Regions from separate parts of the Homo sapiens genome. Here region 2 is linked to region 1. The links are chromatin loops, found by intact Hi-C in ENCODE. Cell type or tissue: psoas muscle. All regions are shown on one strand. Links, peaks and the distances in the headings refer to the core of each region. The heading gives the core; the rest is flanking DNA. Region 1 holds the start of CRYZL2P-SEC16B (CRYZL2P-SEC16B readthrough). Region 2 overlaps RASAL2 (RAS protein activator like 2).

What was found. A loop is a pair of places that touch in the nucleus more often than their neighbours do. Peaks named below come from ENCODE experiments on the same cell type or tissue, not always from the same donor. Only the 100,000 strongest peaks of a DNase experiment are listed, where the experiment ranks them.
Region 2: it touches region 1 in a loop (4-fold over the local background); 70 of 110 quality-filtered maps call a loop at or near these places.

The regions. Positions count from the first base shown.
Region 1 is chr1:178,032,926-178,043,186 of GRCh38, forward strand. It overlaps CRYZL2P-SEC16B (CRYZL2P-SEC16B readthrough), which reads right to left and starts at 5,051. Exons shown (of 32, transcript NM_001356506.2): 1 at 4,972-5,051; 2 at 4,769-4,876; 3 at 1,780-1,876; 4 at 102-160. It also overlaps the pseudogene CRYZL2P. In psoas muscle, for the core only: no CTCF peak of the experiment used is centred there; a DNase peak (open chromatin) is centred at 5,106; H3K4me3 peaks cover 1,708 bases; H3K27ac peaks cover 1,797 bases.
Region 2 is chr1:178,276,837-178,287,097 of GRCh38, forward strand. RASAL2 (RAS protein activator like 2) reads left to right here. Exons shown (of 18, transcript NM_170692.4): 2 at 6,728-6,855. Among named protein-coding and RNA genes, the nearest start is that of RASAL2, 190 kb to the left of the region's middle. RefSeq lists an enhancer at 7,110-7,917. In psoas muscle, for the core only: a CTCF peak has its summit at 6,214 (motif pointing left); no DNase peak of the experiment used is centred there.

The DNA.
Region 1 (10,261 bases), core at 3,975-6,474:
AGGCAAAAGCCAGTAGAAGCAAGACCCTTTGGCTACAAATGAAGTTAGCATATTTTTCATAGCTACATATACATTGATTCCCTAGACTTCAATTAATTTACCTCTTTAACTGTCCTGACATCTGTGCCTGTCTCCAATACTGTCCCAGAAAAGTCCATTCCTAAAAACATATTGTTTAAAGATTAGGTTATCTGTAAAACACAACACCATGGAGATGAGAAAACACTGATCGACAGGCTATTCCAACAGCTTTCGGAGCTGAGGATTTAGGTGCCCCTCCTCCTCTCCATATGCAGGTAGAGAGGTAAGGTGTTATACTCAAAGCACAGGAAAGTAAACATAAGATTTCACCATCACAACCTGGGAAGCTATAGCAGTCTCAATCTTACCATGACACAAATGAAAATTTCAAGAATGTGCAAAAGCACAGAGAATCACAGGTACACAGGTACTTTTGACCCTAATCACTGGGACCTCCTATAGCACCCCAGTGACAATGTTCATCCTATTTATTTATCTGTTTTCAAGTCTCTTCTGCTGGCCTGTAGGGCCCTCAAGGACATGAACTGTGTTTATTCAGACAGTACTTGGCTCAACTGGATGAACTGGTGCTGTCTGCCCTTTCCTTTTTCACCTCTGAAATTTCTGAATTAATGATGATGTTTCCTACTTGAGCTGCCAGGGGAATAACTCAATTGTGTATGACATCTTCCCCCCAACCAGTATTTCAGCAAATATAAACAGAAGGAAATGGTTCTAACTGTCGAGATACAATCAAACACCCTGAAAACAAAACACGGTAACTATTTGCAATCACTCTATCTTTCATGATATATATCTGTATAAAATGTACATGTACTATATACATGCTAAGCTATACTTACATCCCTTTAAATAAATTTCAACAACAAAAATCAGTCACTTGTCCACATGTGCAGGATCTAGGGGTAGACTGGGAACAAAAATCAGGCAGAGGGCTGCTAAGAAATCCACACTCTTCTTCTCTCTGATCCTTTGGCATTAGGTTTTGTTTGTTTGTTTGTTTGTTTTGTTTTTGAGACGGAGTCTCACTCTGTTGCCCAGGCTGGAGTGCAGTGGCATGATCTTGGCTCACTGCAACCTCCGCCTTCTAGGTTCAAGCAATTTTCCTGCCTCAGCCTCCCGAGTAGCTGGGACTACAGGCGCACACCGCCACGTCCGGCTAATTTTTGTATTTTGGTAGAGACAGGGTTTCACCATTGTTGCCCAGGCTGGTCTTGAACTCCTAGGCTCAGGCAATCCGCCCGCCTCAGCCTCACAAAGTGCTAGGATTACAGGCGTGAGCCACCATGCCCGGCCTGGCATTAGGTTTTATTGGGAATGTGTCTGTGAGGCTGAAAGTTTTAGCTGCAAACAGATGTCTGTGATCCTTCAGTGAAGAAACAAAACTGGGGCAATATCCAGCAAGGAAAGGGAATGAATGGCTAGGACCAATGATAATTCTGGTGAAAATTCATTTGTTCATTTCTTCATTTTTAGAGTATTTATTGAGCACCTACTAAGAGCCACGTACAATGCTAAGCTGGGGGATATAATGTTGATCAAGACAGGCATAGACTTTGCCCTCATGGGGCTCACAATCCAGTGATCCCAATACACAGTGAGATGGACACATATAACTGAAACATCACCGATGGCAGGCAGACACCAACAGAGCACTGCCTGAGCCCAGGGGCATGATTCTGAAAACTCCCTGTATCTTTTTTTCCTGAAGCAGTCACTTGGTCTCCCTATACTCACCAGGTGTGAAGGGAAGATGGGGCCTTTCCTGATATTGATCACGGCAGATCAAAATATCACCAAAGTTAACTCCACAGAAATGGACATCAACTCTGACCTACAAAAGAAATAGAGCAGCAAAGCAGAACAGTACACATCCACGGAGACAATGTTTATTCAATCATACCAAAATAGTTACTGAATGACAACAACATGCCAGGTACTAAAGTAACAGCTGGCACACACTCATGGGCAAGGCCTCTGCCTTCATGAAGCTAAAGTATAGGAGGGAAAACAGATATTAACCAGATAATAATGAAGATACATATATTAAGTTATAACTCCAGTACCAAGCATTAATGATAAAAAATATATGGTGCTATGAAAGCACATAATGGAAGGATTTGACCACTTAGGGAAGTCAGGAAAAGCATTCCTAAGTAAGCAACACTTTGAACTAACAACTGAGAGTTAACTATTCAAAATAGGAGGCAAAAGCCTTGGCACAGACAAAAGCAATGGCGTGTACAAAGACACTACAGTGGGGACACAAGAGAGTTTGAAGCCTTACTGAGGATTTTTTTTTTTTTAAGACGGACTCTCACACTGTTGCCCAGGGTGGAGTGCAGTGGCATGATCTCAGCTCACTGCAACCTCTGCCTCCCCGGTTCAAGCAATTCTCCTGCCTCAGCCTCCCAAATAGCTGGGATTACAGGCATGCACCACCACACCCAGCTAATTTTTTTTGTATTTTTAGTAGAGACAGGGTTTCACCATATTAGCCAGGCTGGTCTTGAACTCCTGACCTCGTGATCCGCCTGCCTCAGCCTCCCAAAGTGCTGGGATTACAGGCGTGAGCCACTGCATCCGGCCTCCTTACTGAAGATCTTAATTTTCATACTAGGAACAATGGGAAGTCATTAATGAGTTTTAAACAGAAGGGTAAAATGATCAGCTCTTTGGGGAATCTGGAATCCTTTACCCTAGTCCCAGATCCCCAGCCTCTATGTTTTGTGATAGTGCCATAGCTGAGGCAGACCTACAGCAGTGTAGCCAGTAGTTTCTCTAGGCCTTGTAAGCCCACGGTTCTCAAAATGTGGCCCCAGACCACCAGCATCAGTATCACCTGGCACAGGCCAGGCACAATGGCTCATGCCTGTAATCCCAGCACTTCAGGAGGCCAAAGCAGGAGAATCACTTGAGCCCAGGAGTTCGAGACTAGCCTGGGCAACCATCTCTACAAAAATAAAAATTAAAAAATTAGCCAGGAATGGTGGCATGTGCCTGTGGTCTCAGCTACTTGGGAGACTGGGGTGGGAGAACTGCTTGAGCCTGGGAGGTCAAGGTTGCAGTGAGCCATGATCATGCCACTGCACTCCAGCCTGAGTGACAGAGTGAGACCCTATCTCAAAAAAAAAAAAAAAAAAGAAAAGAAATTCAAATTATCAAGCCCCATCCCAGACCTACTGAATCAGAAGCTCTGAAGACAAAGCCTAGCGTTCTGTTTTAACAAGCCTCAAGACCAGGGGTTCCCAACCCCGGGGCCACAGACCGGTATGCTGTCAGGAATCCAGCTGCACAGCAAGAGGTGAGCAGACAAAGCAAGCATACCGCCCAGCTCTGCCTCCCGTCAGATCAGTGGCGGCATCAGATTCTCACAGAAGTGCGAACCGTATTGTGAACTACACAGGCAAGGGATCCAGGTTGCGCACTCCTTATGAGAATCTAATGCCTGAGGATCTGCGGTGGAACAGTTTCATTCCAAAACCATCCCCTCCAACCCCCATCAGTCCATGGAAAAACTGTCTTCCACAGAACTGGTGCCAAAAAGGTTGCGGACCGCTGTGCTAGACAACCACTGTCATAAACCAACACATCCCAACAGGGGTTGGAATTACTGGAAGAAATGAAAGCTGAGACACCAAAGGGATGATATTGATTTGTTTGTACAGAGGTGGCCATATTGGTGAGAAGAAATTTTTATCTACAAAATTCATTCATTCAACAATTTTTTAAGCCTCTGCCACATGCCAGGAACCATTTTAGACTTAAGGGATTTAGTAGTGAGTAAAACAAACATAGTCACAGCTCTCATGGGCTAATTCCTTACAATGCAATGTCTAGGACAAATAACAGAACAAAGGAGCCTAGCCCTCAGCCTGGACACATTCCATGCAGGACACATCAGTTATTGACAGGCATGCACAGGGCACACATGTGTTCTCCAGCCACTCCACCTAGATTTAAGGATGATTTGAGGATGAATGTCGTTCAGCATGTGAATCCCAGGAAGTAGATTGGCTGCCATCATGTGCTCATTCAAATAATCCGTGTTAGCCATGTTAGTTAACAGGCTCCATGCTGGTAACACTTCAGGGCTATGGCTGCCTTTCTCCCTCTCCCTGAAGGTCTCCAACACTGAGGCCCACTATCTGCTTCACGCTGTCTGAGGTTCTCATCTCCACACCAGATGACACTGTGTTACTAGAGTGGTCAATAGGCAAGGCCAAAATGATGTCCACATTTCAGTGGACCAGCTGCCCACATCCCTAAACGAACCCCATCCCAAATGTCTGCAATATACCAGAGGCGTATGTTCACATGGAAACACGGAGGTTACCGGGCTGGTTTCAGGGAGGCAGAGGCCGAATAATTCGATTCCGGCACTGAGGTGGAAGGAAGCAAAGGATGAGGTCCATGTACCTGTGTTAAACCAATAACTTGCACATACAAAGTCGTGTGCAAATCAGAATTCTCTGTTTCTAAGGCAACAGCTCTGAGCATTGAGAAAGAGGCCTATAGGCGTGTTTTGGGGGAACAATCTTCCTTTAGCACTTTAGACCTTGGAAAGGGCTTCAGCCCCCTAGCTATCCCAGGACGAAGTTGCCCTCCACTCTCTCGGTCGCCCCCTCGCTTCAGAACTGGGAACTTGATTCAAGAAGGAAGCCTGCGGGGAGTGTGTGGTGGCGGGGAGAAGGGGAGGGTAGAAGGGGATAAGCCAGCCCCCTACCTCGTGAGGCCCGACGGGGCGGGGGCCACCTCTTCAATGGTCAGGGGCTTCTTCAGCTCTGCGCAAATCGCAGCGCGGTAGTGCCGGCCGCTGCCCTGTCCGGCTCTCCTGCAACACAAAACAAGGGAAGGGTCAGTCGGGCAGCCCCGCCGGGAGCACCCTGGGACTGCCTTGCGGGGCTCAGGGAGGAGTCGGGGTTGCACCTGCAGACCCACGCCCGAGGGAGGCACTGCCTGCAGAGCACGGCCGCCAAGGCCAAGCCCAGCGAGGGGCGAGGGGGAGTGGCCAGAGCGCGGCAGGAAGAGCCGGACAGCGCCGCCCAGCCCCGGGAGAGCGGAAGGGCGGCCCGCGAGGCCTCCTGGCGACGCGCCCTGGCAGCCACGACCCAACCCCGGCGGGGCAGCTCCGGTCCAGTGCGCCCGGCTTCTACGGCCGCCGAGACCAAACGACCGCGCGAGCTCCCTGTTGGGCCTCTCTGGAGGTGGAGCCGGCTGGAAGAAAAAAAGAATAAAGGAAAACACCAGGAAACGGAATTCGATTACCCGAGATTAACCTTCTTTGGCATTTTTATAACAAATTTGGGAGACTTTTTTTTTTTGTAGTTTCAACTTTTATTTTAGATTCAGGGGCTACATGTGCAGATGTGACCTGGGTATATTGTGTGATGCTAAGGTTCAGGGTACGAATCATCTCGTCACTTCGGTGCTGAACATAGTACCTAATAGTTTTTCAACCCTTGCCCCCCTCAAAATTGGGAAACTTTTTAAACCACACTTGGCGACATTTAAATAGTGGTTCTTGGCTGGGTGGTTAACGCCTGTAATCCCAGCACTTTTGGAGGCCAAGGCGGGTGGTGGCCAGTGTCTGTGGTCTCAGCTACTCAGGAGGCTGAGGCGGGAGGGTCGCTTGAGTGCAGGAGTTGGAGGCTGCGGTGAACTATGATCGCACCACCCTGAGTGACAGAGTGAGACCTTCTCTATCGATTAGATAGATAGACAGACAGACAGATGATACATAGATAAAGGTTATTGGGTCCTCTGCCAGTGCAAAAAATCCTAAATGCACAGGTAAAGGCTTTATTTATGTATTTATTTTTGAGACAGTGTCCTTCTCTGTCACCCAGGCTGGAGTGTAGTGGCACTATTTCGGCTCACTGCAACCTCCGCCACTTAGGGTCAAACCATCCTCCCGCCTCAGCCTCCCATGTAGCTGGTACTATAGTTGTGCGCCACCATATCTGGCTAATTTTTGTATTTTTTTAAAGACGGGTTTCATCATTTTGCCCAGGCTGGTCTCGAACTCCTGGCCTCAAGCGCCCTGCCCGCCTCAGCCTTCCAAAGTGCTAGGATTACAAGTGTGAGCCACCACACCTGCCTAGGTGAAGGCTTTAAAGTCAGCATTTGAACACCTTGTTAGAGTTCAATTCTTGTTACTAATTTTCTCACATTTGCAGGACCATTTACACTAAATCCAAAGAGTTACTAATGATCCAATGTTGAATGAGCCTACACAAATCCAAATAATACTTCCAGTTAAAATCAGACCAAAACCCACCACGGGGAGAGTGGAAGAGCATTGGTTCTCATGTCCCCAATGCCAGTATTATGCTTGGCACATAGTAGATGCTCAATAAATGATTGTTGACTCGAAGACCAACACAGACCATTCACACTAGGCGAATAAGCACACTCTGGAAGAATTGAAAATATACAATATAATCTGTGAAATATTATAAAATTGGGTAGATCTCTATTGCAACAGTAACCAAATATTTATAGGCTAGCTATATAAGAGAAGCACACATTATGTTGGAGAGAATATTTCGTTTGACAGGTAACTTTTAAAGACAGCCTGATGTCTTTAAAAGACATCTGGCAGAAGAGTAGTCTCAGGTTCAAGCCCAGCTCTCCCACTTATTTGCGGGTTTAACATTGACATTTCTTGGCTCTCTGTCTCAGTGAACTCCTCTGTAAAATGAACACATCGGGCAGAATAATCCCTAAGTTCTAAATTCCTTCTATTTTTTGACAGAAACAGAATTCCCAGATAGAGCATGACCTGGAAGGCATGATCAGGAATGGAATAAAGGGAAAATGGAGAGCAAAAATGAAGTAGGAATGAACTTCTGAGATTATAGCCTAAAGGCTCTGGGGAAAAGGAGTACAAGAGCAAGGTCCTCACCTTGGATATACAACAGAGCTTACTGTTATTTTAATAGCACTCACAAGGAATTTGAGAAGTCATTTTAGTCCTCTCCCCCTTCCCACAAGAGGAAGACTAGAACAATGACTAGAAGCTGAGAAGTTGAAAAAACTTGTGTTTCCAATGAGACAATAAAGCACTTTGTGAACTGTTAATCATTAGACATATAAAATCAAACCAGGAATAATGGAGAAATACTAATGTTATCATCAAAGTGAACATTCTGGTTGCCAAATAACAGTGAGCAACTGGGTGCAGTGGCTCACACCTGTAATCTCAGCACTTTGAGAGGCCGAGGGAGGTGGATCGCTTGAGGCCAGGAGCTCACAGCCTGGGCAAGATAATTGTCAGGCCTCTGAGCCCAAGCTAAGCCATCATATCCCCTGTGACCTGCACATATACATTCAGATGGCCTGAAGCAACTGAAGATTCACAAAAGAAGTGAAAATAGCCTTAACTGATGACATTCCACCATTGTGATTTGTTTCTGCCCCACCCTAACTGATCAATGTACTTTGTGATCTCCCCCACCCTTAAGAAGGTTCTTTGTAATTCTCCCCACCCTTGAGAATGTACTTTGTGAGATCCACCCCCTGCCCGCAAAACATTGCTCCTAACTCCACCGCCTACCCCAAAACCTATAAGAACTAATGATAATCCCACCACCCTTTGCTGACTCTCTTTTCGGACTTAGCCCGCCTGCACCCAGGTGAAATAAACAGCCTTGTTGCTCACACAAAGCCTATTTGGTGGTCTCCTCACATGGACGTGCATGACATTGGGTGCTGAAACCCGGGACAGGAGGACTCCTTCGGGAGACCAGTCCCCTTCCCCTGTCCTCGCCCTCACTCCTTGAGGAGATCCACCTGCAACCTCGGGTCCTCAGACCAACCAGCCCAAGGAACATCTCATGAATTTCAAATTGGGTAAGCGGTCTTTTCACTCTCTTCTCCAGCCTCTCTTGCTACCCTTCAATCTCCCTCTCTCGCTACCCTTCAATCTCCCAGTCCTTCCAACTCCAGTTCTTTTTCCTCTCTAGTAGAGACAAAGGAAACACATTTTATCTGTAGACTCCAGCGCCAGTCACGGACTTGGGAAGACAGTCTTCCCTTGGTGTTTAATCACTGCGGGGACGCCTGCCTGATTATTCACTCACACTCCATTGGTGTCTGATCACCGCGGGGACGCCTGCCTTGGTCATTCACCCACATTCCTTTGGTGGCAAGTCAATTGCGGGGACACCTGCTTTGGCTGCTCACCTACTCCCTTCTCCATGTCTCTACCTTTCTCTTTAAACTTACCTCCATTACTATGGGCAACCTTCCACCCTCCATTCCCCCATCTTCTCCCTTAGCCTGTGTTCTCAAAAACTTAAAACCTCTTCAACTCTCGCCTGACCTAAAACCTAAGCGTCTTATTTTCTTCTGCAACACCGCTTGGCCCCAATACAAACTCAATAATGGTTCTAAATAGCTAGAAAATGACACTTTTGATTTCTCCATTTTACAAGACCTGGATGATTTTTGTTGAAAAATGGGCAAATGGGTCTGATGTGCCTGACATCCAGGCATTGTTTCATACACTGGTCCCTCCTTAGTCTCTGCTCCCAATGCGACTCATCCCAAATCTTTCTTCTTTCTCTGCGGTCTGTTCCTTCAGTCTCCACCCCAAGCTCTGAGTCCTTTGAATGCTCCTTTTCTACAGACCCATCTAACCTCTCCCCTCCTACCCAGGCTGCTCCTCACCAGGCTGAGCCAGGTCCCAATTCTTCCTCAGCCTCCGCTCCCCGATCCTATAATCCTTTTATCACCTCCCCTCCTCACACCCGGTCCAGTTTACAGTTACATTCCTCCACTAGCCCTCCCCCACCTGCCCAACAATTTCCTCTTAAAGAGGTGGCTGGAGCTGAAGGCATAGCCAAGGTAAATGCTCCTTTTTCCGACCTCTCCCAAATCAGGGTTTAGGCTCTTTTTCATCAAATATAAAAACTCAACCCAGTTCATGGCCCGTTTGGCAACAACCCTTAGACGGTTTACTGCCCTAGACCCAGAAGGGCCAGAAGGCCGTCTTATTCTCAATATGCATTTTATTACCCAATCCACTGGCGACATTAGAAAAAGCTCCAAAAATTAGATTCTGGCCCTCAAACCCCACAACGGGACCTAATTAACCTCACCTTCAAGGTGTACAATAATAGAGTAGAGGCAGCCAAGTAGCAACGTATTTCTGAGTTGCAATTCTTTGCCTCCACCGTGAGACAAACCCCAGCCACATCTCCAGCACACAAGAACTCCAAATGCCTAAACTGCGGCGGCCAGGCATTCCTCCAGGACTGCCTGCCCCAGGATCTTGCTTCAAGTGCCAGAAATCTGGCCACCGGGCCAAGGAATGCCTGCAGCCTGGGATTCCTCCTATGCCATGTCCCATCTGTGCGGGACCCCACTGGAAATTGGACTGTCCAACTTACCCGGCAGCCACTCCCAGAGCCCCTGGAACTCTGGCCCAAGGCTCTCTGACTGATTCCTTCCCAGATCTTCTTGACTTAGCAGCTGAAGACTGATGCTGCCCGATTGCCTTGGAAGCCCCCCTAGACCATCACAGATGCCGAGCTTCGGGAACTCTCACAGTGGAGGGTAAGTCCGACCCCTTCTTAGTCAATATGGAGGCTACTCACTCCACATTACCTTCTTTTCAAGGGCCTATTTCCTTTGCCTCCATAACTGTTGTGGGTATTGATGGCCAGGCTTCTAGACCCCTTAAAACTCCCCAACTCTGATGCCAACTTGGACAACATTCTTTTATGCGCTCCTTTTTAGTTATCCCCACCTGCCCAGCTCCCTTATTAGGCTGAGACATTTTAACTAAATTATCTGCTTCCCTGACTATTCCTAGCCTATAGCCTCACCTCATTTACACCCTTTTCCCCAGTTCAACACCTCCTTCGCCTCCTCCCCTTGTACCTCCCCACCTTAATCCACAAGTATAGGGCACCTCTACTCCCTCCTTGGCGTCCAATTATGCACCTCTTACCATCCCATTAAAACCTAATCACCCTTACCCCACTCAATGCCAATATCCCATCCCACAGCATGCTTTAAAAGGATTAAAGCCTGTTATCACTTGCCTGTTACAGCACGGCCTTTTACAGCCTATAAACTCTCCTTACAATTCCTCCATTTTACTTGTCCAAAAACCAGACAAGCCTTACAGGTTAGTTCAGGATTTGTGCCTTATCAACCAAATTGTCTTGCCTATCCAACCTGTGATGCCAAAGCCATATACTCTCCTATC
Region 2 (10,261 bases), core at 4,851-7,350, 240 kb after region 1:
AAAGAACTGCCTTTTAAAAAATAGCTTGTTGGCCGGGCACAGTGGCTCATGCCTGTAATCCCAGCACTTTGGGAGGCCGAGGCTGGCGGATCACAAGGTCAGGAGATTTAGATCATCCTGGCTAACACGGTAAAACCCCATCTCTACTAAAAATAGAAAAAATTAGCCAGGTGTGGTGGCGGTCGCCTGTAGTCTCAGCTACTCGGGAGGCTGAGGCAGGAGAATGGCGTGAACCTGCGAGGCAGAGCTTGCCGTGAGCTGAGATCGCGCCACTGCACTCCAGCCTGGGCGACAGAGTGAGATTCCCTCTCAAAAAAAAAAAAAAAAAAAAAAACCAAAAACTTGTTAATTGGCCTATTAATATGATATTAAACATGAATGCCTGTTAAAACTGTTGTGAACATGTTGATGAAAAGAAAAAATGCAATCCTCCCACCTCAGCTTCCCAAGTAGCTGGGACTACAGGCACGCACCACCATGCCTGGCTGATTTTTGTATTTTTTGTAGAGATGAGGTCTCACTGTGTTGACCAGGCTAGCCTCAAACTTCTGAGTTCAAGTGATCCACCCACCTTGGCCTCCCAAAGTGCTGGGATTATAGGCGTGAGCCACCGTTCCTGGCCAGATGTTTTTGCTTCTGTAATAAAGTGATCACTTTAATTCTTAGCTTTTATGAAGTAATACTTTTTGACTTTGGGTTCAAAGCCAAAACAAATCTGGTCATTGAAATTTCAGAGTTGCGAAGAATTTGCCATTTCTAAGCCAGGTTAGCTGTGGTGTGGAAATGAAAATGTATGTATAGATACAGGAAAATACAGATCTATCCTTCCACAACAGTTCAGACTTCTGCAGTTTACACCAATTATCTGTTGGGAATATGTTTCTCTTTTAGTGTATTAAGACCTTCCCTATTCAGATAGATTTCCCAAAACTATGCTGTTGTTATTTCTTTTTTTAGGTTGGCACTAAGATAGATGAAAGGCCCCTGAGACTGAATGAAACATTAGAGTTTGTATTAACTGGGAAGATTCTCTCTGTAGAATCCCTTTATAAAGCTTTCTCTGGAAGGCAGTAAATATTAATAGTGTTACAGTCTCACCAATGCAACACAGTGTAGTGTCTGTTATTGTGAGACATCACCCAGAGTTGTTTGTCTCATGACCAAGAGAATTAAGGAGCATGGTCACAAAGGGTGAGGTTGGAGCAAAAGTTTAATAAGCAAAAGAATGAAAGCTGTCTGCCGCAGAGAGGGGGCCCAGAAGAGGGTTGCCATTTTTACAGTTCAATGCAAAGGCTTTTATACGAAACTGATGAGGGCTGGGCGTCTCATTTACATAAGGTGTGAATTTCTGGTACCTCCACCCCGTCCTGCTAGTGTACATGTGGGCCCTTAGCTTGAGTTACTCCATAATGCTTTGTTCCCCTTACTGCACATGTGTTAGGGGATGGAATTTTCCATTGTGGCCATGTCTGGGCAAGTCATCTCTGTAACCTGTCTTATCTGTGTGGCTGTGAGCATGTCTTAGGCAAGCTTCCTTGTCTAAGTTCCCTTATTTGTGCCTATAGCCTGAAAAATCAGGCTTTTGTTTGAAAGGATTCAACTGAGGCCCCACCCTAGCTGCCTGCCTGACCAGTTTCTTCTTTCTCCTCTCAATAGGTTCATGATTTTACCAATTGCATTTAACATATCATGTCAGAATTTTTAAAAACATGAGACTAGTAAATGATGTGATTCAAAAGCAACTCAGATGAACTTCTAAGGAGCCGTAAGATACAAAAATAAAATTTCTCACAGCAATTTTTTCTTACCCATTCTTCATATTTTGGCCATAGACTTATTGTCCTTTCTCCCTTATCCCTATTTCTGCTTTCTATCAGATCCCTTTAATTACTCTCCTGCTATAAAATTTTTGAGGCACTTTTCCTAAGTATGGAAGAGATAAGTTGCTTATCCTCTAAGAAAAAAGTTGGAGTGTGTCTGTGTGTGTGTTCCTATACTGAAATTTCCAGCTCTATCATATCATTCAGTTTGTCATTTTTGTCAAGTAATATATCATGCTATGATGCTCCTTTCTCCCATTACAAGGAAGGGTTAACACATGAGAGATCTATTGTTATTGTTGTTGTTTCCTTGCCAAGTAGTTTCTAAATTTATATTAGCATTTGCAGTTACTGAATTTATATTAGCATTTGAAGGAGCCCAAAGTTTGCTTTTTAGACTTAGTGGCAGGCCAAATGACTTAGTATTTTGAATGCTGTTTTGAAATTATTTGGAAATAATAGATTGCATTGAATACTTCAAATAAGCTTCCCTTTTAGGTTATCTTTCTTCCTTTTTTGAAAACCATCTATATTGGACTTCCTGTTATATATTATAGTTACATAACCTGCTTTATTAACTTTTATCAATTTGTATTTTTATTAGTGACTCTTTTATTCTCTCATCTCTTTTGTGTTATTCATCCACCACAAACAACTAGAAAGTTACCTGTCCTGTTGATTCCTATTTCAAAATCTGGCTCACATGGTCTGTTTGTTACCATTTTCACTATAACTGATCTGTTTCAGACCCTGACCATCCCTAAACCAGGCCATTACATCAGTCTCCCATACATTGTTAAGACCTCTGGTCTTTCCCCCACTTTCTTCATCTTGTTACAAACTAGTATTGCCATATTTTCTTAGAATACCTCATTGACTTTCTGTTTTCTAAGCAGTGGTTTTTAGCATGTGGTCTGTGGAATGCTAGATCTCCAGGACCCCCCCGATCTGATAGTTTAAAACTATTTTTTATAGTAGAACTATAAGACTAATTATGGTTATTCAGTCTTGGTTATATGGCAGACATTTTCTGAAAAAAGGAAGACATAAACTTATCACTTCAGGGAAACAACCAAGAGTATTTATTGCTAATGATAAAATTTAAGACTAAAAGCAAAAATTAGAATGTTAGAAAATTTGCATCTGCAACTTTGAGCTTGGCAGCTTCCCAGTAGTACTTGAAGTCTTTTCTGATGAGATCAAAACTTTTCTGAAGATTGATGAATGTGACTTTTTTGATATTATATAATGAAAGGTGTCAATATTTGGAATATCTGCAAATCTGAATGAACCAATATTTTTTAACTGATCGGTGCATGATGTTTATAAACTCACATACATGGGGTGAAAGATGCACTCAAAGGACAAGGTGGACCAGTGGTTTTTGATGTAACAGAATACGAAAAGTTCATTGATTTGGTTTCAGATTACACATTGTATACTAACTTTTGAAAAGCAACTGCTTGTCAGGTTTGGTATAGTATTAACGAAGAATATTCATAGTTATTTGAAAATATTATTAAACCACTCTTTCCTTTTCCAACTACATATTTGTGAGTCCAGATTTTCTTTGTGTATATCAACCAGAAGAACACAAAGCAATAGATTGAATGTAGAAACAGATATAAAAACCTTGCTGTCTTCTATTCAGCCAGACTTTAAAGAGATTTGCAAAAATATAAAAGAGTCGCTCTTTTAATTTTTTTTGAAAACAGTTACATTTCATTAAAAATGTGTTACCTATGTTAACATGCAGTAGGAGTGTTATTGTTAAATGAATTCATATTTTTTAAATTTCTCAGTTTTAATTTCTAACATGGTAAATATTGATATAACCCATATAAACCCATATTGATATAACCCATATACTGAAGTCCTCAGTAATTTTAAAGCCTAAAGGAGTCCTGCAGTCAAGAAAGTGGAGAATTGCTGGTCTACAGAATAATACAGTTTTAAAGAAGTATTTACAAAGAGATCCATTGACTTACCTCTGATTCTTTTTAATGTTTCTAAAATTTAATTTTTGTAATGAGGCCAGCATTCATTGTCCTTAGTATCCTCCTAGGAATGGACAGAGCAAATCCAAAATTGTTTTCAGTTTTGCTATTAAGATTCTTCTGTGTGATTCTAAGTTAGTTATTCTTTTCTCTAGTGAATTTTAGATACTAAAAATAATTGGAAGTCAGAAATTAAAAGTAAGTCACTAGAGCAAAAAATAAGATAGGATTGGCAAGGTGAAATGGGACAAAAATCTGAGCTTGTCCTGGTAACGTGTATAGTCTCAGTATACAGGCCTTGCTTACTTGCTTTTAAACCTTCATTTAGCCCTGGAAATGAGAACATGATATAACATAACCTATATAAGTTAAATATAGGTTATTTTAAAAAACATAATTTTATTACTTAAAATGCCTTTTAGATAATAGAGAAGTGCTAAAAAGAACAGAAACTATCACTTTTTTTCTTGTTTTTTTTCCCCCCTTGGTATACATTCTCATAAAATGACCAAAAATGGGCATTAGAAAAAGAAGCTGTAAAATCTATAGGATGGCTAATAAATCCCTCTGTTTAGACAGACATAATTTTTTTTTAATATAGAAGCATTGCTCTCTATTTCATTGTTCTCTATTTCTTCTTATCTTTAGCACTAGAGGGGGATGGTTCGGGGTTCCAGAATGTTTTTTTGAGACATTGTCTTGTTTTCACAATACCATGAAGAAATTAGGAAAAGGATTAGGTTGGACAAAGGGAGAATATTAGACAGTGAGGCTTTAAGAGAATTTATTAGGATCTCACAGAAAAGAGAATTTAGATTTTCTTAAATTCAGTGTTGATACAGATTTATATTTTGTCAGGAAACCTGGGTTGTGCTATTAATCAATATCCTGTATTAAAATTTTTATGGACAGGGTTTATCAGTGTTTTCTTGCTAAAGTTAATTTACAGTAAAGCTTACAGTACGCAGTTTAGGTCACCCATGGCTAACTTATATAATAAAGCTAGTTATTTGAATGACCATAAATTGTCTAATTTTGTCAAAGTTTCTAATTGTTTAGACCACAAAACTATTCATATTTCTACATAAAGTAGATGCATCTTTTTCTGTTGAAGTCGTCTTGGTATTTGACTCTAAAAATAGGCCTACGTGTGGTAAAATTGTAACCCATATTTTTGTCCAAATCATGTGAAGAAAATTGGTTTTGACATGGCTTTTAAATGTAGGCAAGAATATCCTATATATGTACAAAAGGATTAAGAGTCAGTTTCATTAGAGCTTTTTTGTGATAATTTTGAGATTTTGAAGTCAGAAGAAAACTTTGGAAGAACTAAAGATGCAGTTCTAACATAAAATAATTTAAGATGCTTAGACTACAAGGGGAGGGTTGAGGGTAGGGGAGAGAGGGTTGGTGTAGATTGGAGATGCTACAGATGTAGCATGTAATGCTGTGCATAGTGCGGAGGAGATACAAACAGAAAATAAGGGAAGAAAAGACAAAACAGTGAACTTCTAAGAATTAGTAACATGTCTAACCAAGCCCTAATAACACTGTTGGTTCTTGGACCTTGAATTATCTTTGGGGGGAGTTGATAAACCCCCAAACATGCAGCGCAGTTTAGATAGCCTTAGAGAGGACAGGAAGTTAAACCAGAAGAAACAATGAAGACAATATTGAACACATAAAGGGATTTATAAACAGAGACCTACGTAGTTCTATGAAGAGAGACATATAGCAACTGACTTGTTGCTAACGTTCTACAGAACTCCAGCTATAATTATGCATATTTGGTTAATTATAATGTAAGACACCTAGGAAATTATTTGCCTTTCCTTGAAGTCAAGCCAGTGCCAGTAATATACCTATCATCCTGTGACAAAAGACAAAAATTTTACAGAAAGCAGTGATAATGAAAAATACTCATATAATAGATATAATGTACTTTTTTATGATTTACAACTCCCCTGCCCTCATGGGTATTGGTTTTCTAATCTTTTCAATTTGAGTTTTTACTTTAGCATAATAACTAAGTAATGATAATGCATGTTAAGTAGTCTCTATAGTATATTCCTGAGAAGAATTAGTTCCTCATGCCTGAAGAACTTTTAATATATATCGAACTGTCATAAAAGCTTTACTTAATGGAGCTAATGTGTACTTATAAATTAAAATATGTGCCCAGTTCCAGCAGCCCAAATGAGTAAACATTTTATATCAAAAAAATTGAAAATGACAGAGATGTTAGTAACCACTTGGTATTTTATAAGGAAATGAGACAGTTGGGAATTGCTGAGACATTTTGCTTTAATATCGGGTACCTCCACCTTTAAGAAACATCATGGTAATATATTTAGATATTTTCTTAAGAAAATTATTTTCCATGTTTTTAAGATCTTGCTGGCCTCTAGTGGTAATACGATGCTGTTGTTTAAACATTGTCAATTCCTGTGAGTGTAAAGCCATTTGGAAGGCCTAGTCTGCTGATACATTTACTCTCAGAGTTCTGGGTTAACAGTGTTCTCAAAGTGTACATGTAACATCATCTTTCTCCTAAAGACTAGGGAAGGTGTCTGAGTCACTCTGCTTCTGTATTTTAAACGATACTGGTTAAGCTCTGAAGCAACCTCTCATTATTATAGTTTATATACAGTGGTAATTACTATGTAAAGTTTGCACTAACAGTTCTTCCCAGAGTGTTTCAGCCCTCTTCTCTGAAGGTCATAGGGCTATTTTTTCCTTATTCTGTATATAATAGTTTTCATTTTCTTAAGAGGAAGCTTTAAATTTACCATTGAGATTCGTGTTTAGGCTCACCTCTTTATTTGATTTGGAAGAATTTTACATTTGAAATACTGGTTTACTAAGCAAGATAATGATTTGTCACTTTTGTTTTTCCCTTTTCTCATGCAGATGTGAAAGGACCACCCACCCACCGTCTGTCTTGTGGTCAGTCACCCTACACCGAGACAACAACGTGGGAGCGGAAGTATTGCATCCTCACAGACAGCCAGTTGGTATTGCTCAACAAGGAGAAGGAGGTGAGATGGATATTATTCAGGAAAGTTAGTTTCCTTTTCTGAGTAAATTCCTGAAATTACCTAGTTTTTGTTTGCATTTTGAAAAGTTGGATTATAAAAATAAAGGCTTGATGAAGATATAGGTAAGTCTAAAAGGCTGCTAATGTCATAAAGATATGTTATCTTCATGAAGGAGTGGGTTTCACAAGATAGGGCTGGATTTTCACTAAGAAACAATGGAAGAGATACTGAGTTAAACTGAGGAGTTTGGAATGGGAAGGGGTTGGATTATATAGGCCTGGCCCTGCAAATGATCTCGAGGGGCCATTGGGAATTACATCAGTACTTCCTAGCAAAAACAAATGTCATTAATTGGATTAATTGAAAGAGGTTTATTGGAGGGACTATTTGCAGATGTGTGGGCAGCATAAAGGACCTAACTAAGGATGAGGAAGCACCCACGAGCTAGCAGTCGCAGAAAGCAGTTATCACCCTGGGCTTCCAAGGCAAGGGAAGAAAGTGATGTTTCTGGAACCTAGAGAACTGTAGCTGCATGAGAATGCTGCTTGACAGTTGCTGTGGTTATGCACAAAAGAACACAGTCTCTATACCAAACAAAAATGGCCAGCAGGGAGGAAGTAAGACAGAATAAACACTCCAACTCTTTTCTTCTGCCTTCTGATTTCTTGCCAGTGTCACCTACTGGCCAAATCTAACTCGAAGGCAGAAAAAGATTGCTTTTTGATGTATTCTGTAGAGGTCAGCTTCCTGAAACATGTAACAAGGTCAAGAAGGGCAGAGAGTAGAATAGATCTGGCGAGGTAGACAGAATGTAACCAGGACAGGCATCTAGTTCTAGGTGTACTTTCTGTTCTTCTAAATTAAAAAACTCTTAAACTTATCACATGCTATTACTATTTTATTCCTCAAACTGTTACAGTTTACAAATCCTTCCACAGCTATCTCATTTATTTGCTTATTGGTGATTAATCAGGTAATTGATATTCTGATCTGGTATGATAAAACTACTCTGTAAAATCATCATAATTCCCAATTTCCACCATATAAAAAAATAAGTGAATATAATATTGACAAAGAAGAGGAATAATGAAAGGGAAGGAGAAGATATGATTCAATGAAGGAGAAAGATTAATTGCCAAAACTATATAAATAACTAGAAAGATGTAGGTAGAATATCCATTCAGTAAGTCACCTTCCAGAAAGGTGAGTTCAAAAGAAGCAACAGGAAACACATTTCTTAATTCTCCTCTGTGGATCCCTACCTCCCCTTTCTCTTCTCTTGCTCCTCCTTCCTTCCCTGTTCCTTCTCTTACCTATCCCTTCTCTTTCTCAGCATTTTTTAATGTGGTAACAATACTACCAATAAAACAATTCCAGTTTCTTCTTGTATTTTAATAGGCATTGCTACTTTCTTTTTTTTTTTTTTTTTTTTTTTTTTTTGAGACGGAGTCTCGCTCTGTCACCCAGGCCGGACTGTGGACTGCAGTGGCACAATCTCGGCTCACTGCAAGCTCCGCTTCCCGGGTTCACGCCATTCTCCTGCCTCAGCCTCCCGAGTAGCTGGGACTACAGGCGCCCGCCACCGCGCCCGGCTAATTTTTTGTATTTTTAGTAGAGACGGGGTTTCACCTTGTTAGCCAGGATGGTCTCGATCTCCTGACCTCATGATCCACCCGCCTCGGCCTCCCAAAGTGCTGGGATTACAGGCATGAGCCACCGCGCCCGGCCGGCATTGCTACTTCCAAGAGGCTTGTTAATATGCCTCCATGAAGAACTTGCTCATTCTTTTTCTCTTGCCATTGAAAATATCTTTTACTTTTGTTATCATCTCCCTACCTGTAACCCTTTTCCAGCATTTTAATATTCTTAAATTTAATTTTATTAAAATAACTGAATAAAGGCCAGACTTTTCTAGAACAAGTTGTGTATGTTGCTGTGTTTATATTAAGTAGATAATAAAAATTGGTAAAGTGAATATTAGTATAGAACATTTCTAATTATCCAAACTATTCAAAATCTTCATTTTAACCAAATGTACTGTCAGCAGTCTTTTCTCAGAGCTATTAGTAAGGAGTAATATAAACAAATCATTTGCCATCTTTTTGCCCTTACCTACATTTTATTCAATTTAGTACTGTAAGAGATGAAATAGCTTTAAGTATAGATAGCAGAAAGTCAGGAAGCATGCCTTTTCCAGAACCAAGGTGCAAATTAGTCAATTGAGTTACCTGCGCTTGGGCCACCTTTTGTCTCATAATATAACTGTCCATGATAAATAATTTTCTAAAACAACATCTTATGTCCTTTATCCCTTTTTATACCAGTCATCATGAGTAACCCTAAACACCTGGGTAACCCTCATCCACCACGCTGTATGTACTCTCCCTATGGCTCTGTGTATTCTCTTTTCTGACACTGTCTTCCACTTGTCCTTCTCCACCTCTTGAAACCCTTTCACTGTGTCCACTGCAATTCCAGGTTCATCATCAGCAAAACCAGCTGTTTCTTCCACCTTTTCTCTGAAGGGGTCCCTTAACTTCTTAGTCTTACAAGAACTGAGATCTTCCCTGAAGACACTATCTTCCATTAAGTTTTGTCAGTGGATGGCCGTTTTTCCTCATACCATAATGTCTGTGATAGCTGTCTTCCTCTTTCATGGCTGCTGTCTATTCTCCCCTGTTTTCCCTAAAATGTCCAAACTTTGAGTCTCACATTATAGTTATCTTCTTTTTTTTTGAGATGGAGTCTCTCTCTTGTTTCTCAAGCTGGAGTGCAATGGTGCCATCTCGGCTCACTGCAACCTCCGCCTCCTGAGTTCAAGTGATTCTCCTGCCTCAGCCTCCCGAGTAGCTGGGATTACAGGCATCTGTCACCATGCCCAGCTAATTTTTTGTATTTTTAGTAGAGATGTGGTTTCACAATGTTGGCCAGGCTGGTCTCGAACTCCTGACCTCAGGTGATCCACCCGCCTCAGCCTCCCAAAGTGCTGGGATTATAGGCGTGGGCCACCGTGCCCGGCCTGTAGTCATCTTCTAACCTTCCTCGTCGTTTTTTGTTGATTCTATCCCCTGGGCCATTATTATCTCCAAGACTACTCCAGTTTTAATTTTTTACGATTCTGATATCCATAGAGAGATTTTTCTTTTGTAACACACTAGCTGTCAGTTCCTTGAACTTTTTCCTCTCTAAGGATCCCACCTTATTGCTACAACTCCTTCATATTCACAATTGTGTGCATATTACTCTTTGACTAATACCTTCTATCTTTCTAGCTCATTTCTTATTTCAGCAATCCTTCAACCCTTCTGAGACCTAGGACCCATTGATCCTGTCACCTTTTCTGGCTTTTATAAAGCCTCTGATGTCCTCTCTCTCCCCTGAGTTCCATGGTCAGTCATTCTCATCA